Regions from separate parts of the Homo sapiens genome. Here region 1 is linked to region 2. A link is an interaction called in ENCODE POLR2A ChIA-PET data of the cell type or tissue named here. Cell type or tissue: MCF 10A. All regions are shown on one strand. Links, peaks and the distances in the headings refer to the core of each region. The heading gives the core; the rest is flanking DNA.

What was found. Peaks named below come from ENCODE experiments on the same cell type or tissue, not always from the same donor. Only the 100,000 strongest peaks of a DNase experiment are listed, where the experiment ranks them.
Region 1: POLR2A ChIA-PET joins it to region 2 with 5 read pairs; 7 of 35 experiments call an interaction of 5 or more read pairs at or near these places.

The regions. Positions count from the first base shown.
Region 1 is chr19:4,888,461-4,891,364 of GRCh38, reverse strand. It overlaps ARRDC5 (arrestin domain containing 5), which reads left to right. Exons shown (of 3, transcript NM_001080523.3): 3 at 1-928. The coding sequence ends at 319. Among named protein-coding and RNA genes, the nearest start is that of ARRDC5, 13 kb to the left of the region's middle. RefSeq lists enhancers at 1-58, 59-560. In MCF 10A, for the core only: no CTCF peak of the experiment used is centred there; a DNase peak (open chromatin) is centred at 1,724.
Region 2 is chr19:5,000,620-5,003,523 of GRCh38, reverse strand. The region is part of intron 1 of KDM4B (lysine demethylase 4B); the gene reads right to left. Among named protein-coding and RNA genes, the nearest start is that of KDM4B, 33 kb to the right of the region's middle. RefSeq lists an enhancer at 1,712-2,006. In MCF 10A, for the core only: a CTCF peak has its summit at 1,825; DNase peaks (open chromatin) are centred at 1,243 and 1,793.

The sequences.
Region 1 (2,904 bases), core at 305-2,804, 110 kb after region 2:
CAGTGCAGAGCGGCGGTCTCGGCTGGACAGCAGCGAGCTTCTGAGGCAGGAGGCCAACACCCCCGTGACCCGCTTCAACACCACCAAGGTTGTCAGCACCTTCAACCTGCCGTTGCTGCTGTCCGTGAGCAGCAGCACGCAGGACGGTGAGATCATGCACACTCGCTACGAGCTGGTCACCACCGTGCACCTGCCCTGGTCCCTGACCAGCCTCAAGGCCAAAGTTCCCATCATCATCACCAGCGCCTCAGTGGACTCTGCCATCTGCCAGCTGTCAGAGGACGGAGTGTTACCCGTGAACCCAGATCACCAGAATTAAGTGCCCGAACTTTTAAATATTAAAAGCTTTATTAGTCTCTACCAGGAGGAAGCCCTCTCTCTTGCACAGGTGACTCTCAGAGGAGTCGAGGAGTGGGCAACAGGTTGTCTGCAACCTCCCCAAGCTCTAGCGGTTTAGGTATCTGTGTCTCCCCTCCCTAGAACTATCACTGAATGCCTGGAATGGACAAAGGAAACCGGGAAGGTCTCCCAGGACCCAAACCCGGCATAACCTGCCTTTTCCACCCTGAGTCTGCCCCAGCCTACTGGGGTCTCACAGTGCCAAGACCAGGGGTCCTACTTGGGGAGAATTCTCCCCTCTGCTAATGTCTGGTTGTATTGGCTGTCACAACTGCAGGGGATCGGGGGAGAAGAGTCTTATTGGCGTGGAGAGGGTGGAGGCCAGGGACGCTGTTCAGCACCCTGCAGTGTCCAGGACGGCCCCCACAATCAGGAATTGTTTATCCTGAATGTCAACAGTACCAAGGGGGCTGAGCATGGTGGCTCATTCCTGTAATCCCAGGACTTTAGGAGGCCATGGCTGGAGGATCACTTGAGACCAGGAGTTTGAGACAAGCCTGGGCAACACTGTGAGACCCCCATCTCTACAAAAAAAAAAAAAAGAGAAAAAGAAAAACTGGCCGGGCACGGTGACTCACACCCAGCCCAGCACTTTGGGGGGCCAAGGCAGGCGGATCACGAGGTCAGGCAAGACCATCCTGGCTAACACGGTGAAACCCCATCTCTACTAAAAATACGAAAACAAAATTAGCCAGGCATGGTGGTGGATGCCTGTAGTCCCAGCTACTTGGGAGGCTGAGGCAGGAGAATGGCGCGAACCTGGGAGGTGGAGCTTGCAGTGAACCGAGATCGTGCCACTGCACTCCAGACTGGGTGATAGTGCAAGACTCCGTCTCAAAAAAAAAAAAAAAAAGAAAAATTATCCAGGCGTGATGGTGTGCACCTGTAATCCCAGCTACTCGGGAGTCTGAGGCAGGAGAATCTCTTGAACCTGGGAGGCTGAGGTTGCAGTGAGCTGAGATCACCTCACTGCACTCCAGCCTGGGTGACAGTGCAAGAGTCAGTCTAAATATATATATGTATATATATATATATGAAAAATTAGCTGGCTGTAGCAGCAAACACCTTTAGTCCCAGCTATTAGGGAGGCTGAGGCTGGAGGATCACTTGAGTCTGGGAGATCGAGGCTGAAGTGAGCCATGATCGTGCTACTGCACTCCGGCCTGGGTGATAGAGCAAGACACTGTCTCAAAAAAATAAAAATAAAAAAAAAAGCCACCCACAATATCACAGTACACAGGGGGAGAAACTGTGTGCTGGTGTAATTCACAGAGGTTGCTATTGAGCCCCAGGGCTGCTTTGTGGGTCTCATACCTGAGTCAGATCCTGTGTCTCCTCTGCTTACAGCAGCTTCGGCTTCCTCCCCCGCACTTAGGATCAATGCCAAAGTCTTCCTAGTGATGAGCCTGTGCCATCTGCCCATGTGCAATCCATCAATAAGCCAGAGGGGCTCGGTCTCCACACTGCCCAGAATCTCCCACTTCTCCCCGTCCCCTGCCTCTACCCTTCTCTGTCCACCTTTTTTGGTTTTGTGTTGTTTCTGAGACGGAGTCTCCCTCTGTCTCCCAGGCTGGAGTGCAGTGGTTTGATCTTGGCTCACTGCAGCCTCCACCTCCTGGATTCAAGCGATTCTCCTGCCTCAGCCTCCTGGGACACCGTGCCCGACCTAAATTGGATTTTAGAGGAAAGATAGAAATATTTAGTATAAGTATATCCCATGCAATATTTGGGATATACTTATGCTTAAAAATCATTCATTGATGGCCAGGCGCAGTGGCTCACATCTGTAATCCCAGCACTTCGGGAGGCTGAGGCAGGTAGATCACTTGAGGTCAGGAGGTCGAGACCTTCCTGGCCAACATGGAGAAAACCCATCTCTACAAAAAATACAAAAATTAGCCGGGCATGGTGGCGGGCACCTGTAATCCCAGCTACTCGGGAGGCTAAGGCAGGAGAATCGCTTGAACCTGGTAGGCAGAGGTTGCAGTGAGCCAAGATCGCACCACTGCACTCCAGCCTAGGTGACAAGAAGAAAACTCCGTCTCAAAAAAATATATATGTATACATATATAGGGAGAGAGAGAGAAAGCATGCAAAACTCCATCTCAAAAAAAATGTATTGTTTATCTGCAATTCTGATTTAATTGGGCATCCTGGATTTTCCCTGGCAATTGTATTCCTGGAGCAACAAGAGGACTCTCAACACCAAACAGGCCATCCCGTTCCTCCATCAGGTCCCTACAGCATTTGAAGTAAAATCCAAAAGTCCTGGCTTCGCCTGCAAGGCCCTGCATGGCTGAAAGGAAACAGCGGCTGAGGCTGGGCACGGCGGCTTGTGCCTGTAATCCCAGCACTTTGGGAGGCCAAGATGGGCAGATGTCTTGAGGTTAGGAGTTTGAGACCAGCCTGGCCAACATAGGGAGACCCTGTGTCTATTTTTTAATTTTTCTTTCTTTTTTCTTTTTTTTTTTTTTGAGACGGAGTCTCACTCTGTCGCCCAGGCTA
Region 2 (2,904 bases), core at 135-2,634:
CAGGGATTTATTTATTTGTTTGTTTGTTTGTTTGTTTATTTTGAGACAGAGTCTTGCTCTTGTTGCCCAGGCTGGAGTGCAATGGCACGATCTTGGCTCACCACAACCTCCGCCTCCTGGGTTCAAGCAATCCTCCTTCCTCAGCCTCCCGAGAAGCTGGGATTACAGGCATGCGCCACCACACCCAGCTAATTTTTATTAGAGATGGGGTTTCTCCATGTTAGTCAGGCTGGTCTCGAACTCCTGACCTCAGGTGATCCGCCCGCCTGGGCCCAAAGTGCTATGATCACAGGCGTGAGCCACCATGCCCGGCCCAAGCAGGGATTTTTTTAATCAATGGAGCTGGGACAACAGGGTAGCCATTCAGAAAACAATAAAGTGAGGTCCCCACCTCGCACCTCTGCGAGAATGAACGGCGGTGGAATCGGAACGTGAGTGTAAAGGAGGAATCATACGAGAGCCAGAAAAAAACGAGGTGAACTCCTCTCCAGCCCCAGAGACGGAAAGGGCTTTACAACCACAGCTCTAATCAAGAGGCAAAGAAAGTAAAGACTCAGAAATGTGACTTTTGTTGAGACAGGGTCTCGCTCTGTCACTCAGGCTGGAGTACAGTGGTGTGATCATAGCTCATGGCAGCCTTGAACTCCTGGGCTCAAGCAATCCTCCCACCTCAGCCTCCTGAGTAGGTGGGACCACAGGCATACACCACTATGCCTGGCTAACTTTTTTTTCTTTTTTGTAGAGATGGGGGTCTCACCATGTTGCCCAGGCTGGTCTCAAACTCCTGGGCTCAAGTGATCCTCCCACAGTCCGGGGACTACAGGTGTAAGCCACCGTGCCCAGCTAACTATTTTTTTTAATTAGCCAGGTGTGGCTAATTACAGGCTCACACCTGTAATTTCAGCTGCTTGGGAGGCCAAGGCAGGAAGACTGCTTGAGCCCAGGAGTTTGAGACCAGCGTGGGCAACATAGTAAGACCTCGTCTTGAAAGAAAGAGAATAAAGAAAAAGAAAGTGAAAAGAAAGAAAGAAGAAAGGAAAGAAAGAAGGAAAGGAAAGGAAAGGAAAGGAGAGAGAAAGGGGAGAGAAAGTAGAGAGAAAGGAGAGAGAAAGGAGAGAGAAAGGAAAGGAAAGGAGAAAGAAAAAAAAACACTCTGCAGGGCAAAAGAAAACCAAACACCAATAACAAAGCCAAAAGGCAATCCAGAGACCGAGGGAAAATATTTGCACTGGGTGAGGTGACTCAAGCCTATAATCCCGGCATTTTGGGAGGCCAAGGCCGGTGAATCACCTGAGGTCAGGATTTTGAGACCAGCCTGACCAACATGGCGAAACCCTATCTCTACTAAAAATATAAAAATTAGCTGGACATGGTGGCACACGCCTGTAATCCCAGCTACTCAGGAGGCTGAGGCAGGAGAATTGCTTGAACCTGGGAGGCGGAGGTTGCAATGAGCTGAGATTGTGCCACTGCACTCCAGCCTGGGCAACAGAACAAGATTCAGTCTCAAAAAGAAAAAAAAAGAAAAAAAAAACACAAAGGAAATATTTGCAATACATACCACAGAGGTTCACATATTGGAGTTTCAAGTTAGGAGGAAAGAGTCAAATATCCAATAGAAAAAAGCAAGTGAAAAGTATGAAGATACAGCTCACAGAAAAGATACAAAAACAGCTTTAATCACAACAAGATGTTCATCACCACTCATAACTACAGGAACAATCATTAGAACTCCACTGAGCCCCCATTTCTCAGCACTGGGATTGGCAAGTATTTAGACATGAAACAGCACACCCTGCTGGCGAGGCAGGGGAACCAGGCCCTCCCAGACGACACAGCTGGCGGAACAGGACTTACATGGGTGTTTAGCATAAAAGCTAACAAAATATGTCTGCACTTCTGACCCAGCAATCCCACTCACGAAAATCTACCATGAAGATACCCTTCCACCAATGTGAAAATCCATATACACCAGGTTACTCACGGCAGCACAGTTCGCCACCGTAAGAGCCTGGAAACAAACTAAATATCTACATGCAGGAGAGACACTGGGTGGACTTCGCTGCATCCCTGCAAGGAACACTACGCAGCTGTGCAGGGGAGCCAGGAAGAGCTCCCTGGCCAATGAAGTGGTTTCCAGGACACACAGCTAAATGAACAGAGCACAGCGCCACTTTCACGTGCGAAAGAAAAGGTATAAGGCCAGGCGCCGTGGCTCACACCTGTAATTCCAGCACTTTGGGAGCCCACTTGAGCCCGGGAGTTTGAGACCAGCCTGGGCAACATAGCAAGACCCTGTATTTCTCTATAAAAACATAAAAAAATTAGCTTGGCATGGTGGCACACACCTGTGGTCTCAGCTAAGTCAGGAGGCCGAAGTGGCAGGATCACTTGAACCCAGGAGGTGAAGGCTGCAACGAGCTGTGATTACACCACTGCACTCCAGCCTGGGCAACAGAGAAAGACTCTGTCTCAAAAAAAAAAAAGAAGGGGACATTAAAAAAATACACATCTGCTTCTTTGAGCTGCCCTGAAAGGCTGAGCCAGAGACTAACGAGATTCCTTTCCTGCAGGGGGTGGGCAGGAATGGGGAGGAGAAAGGGGGTTGATGACACTTCTCCGCCCATGCCTTTTTGTGCAGTCCTGACTCTGGAACCATGCTAATGTTCTATACACTACATCACGTATGTTGAATCAAGAAATCAATCAACAGGCAACTAAAATCAGCAAGAGTTGAGGAGGAAAATCCTTGTCCAAAACACAAACAAAAACAAGTAAACCAAACCTTATTTCAAGCAAACAATATAACCACAGTAAAGAAGGGGGAAAAAAATGGAAGAACTAATCCATGTAAACTTTTAAATACAGTTTGGGACTGTATGTCTTTGAGACAAACAAAAAAGA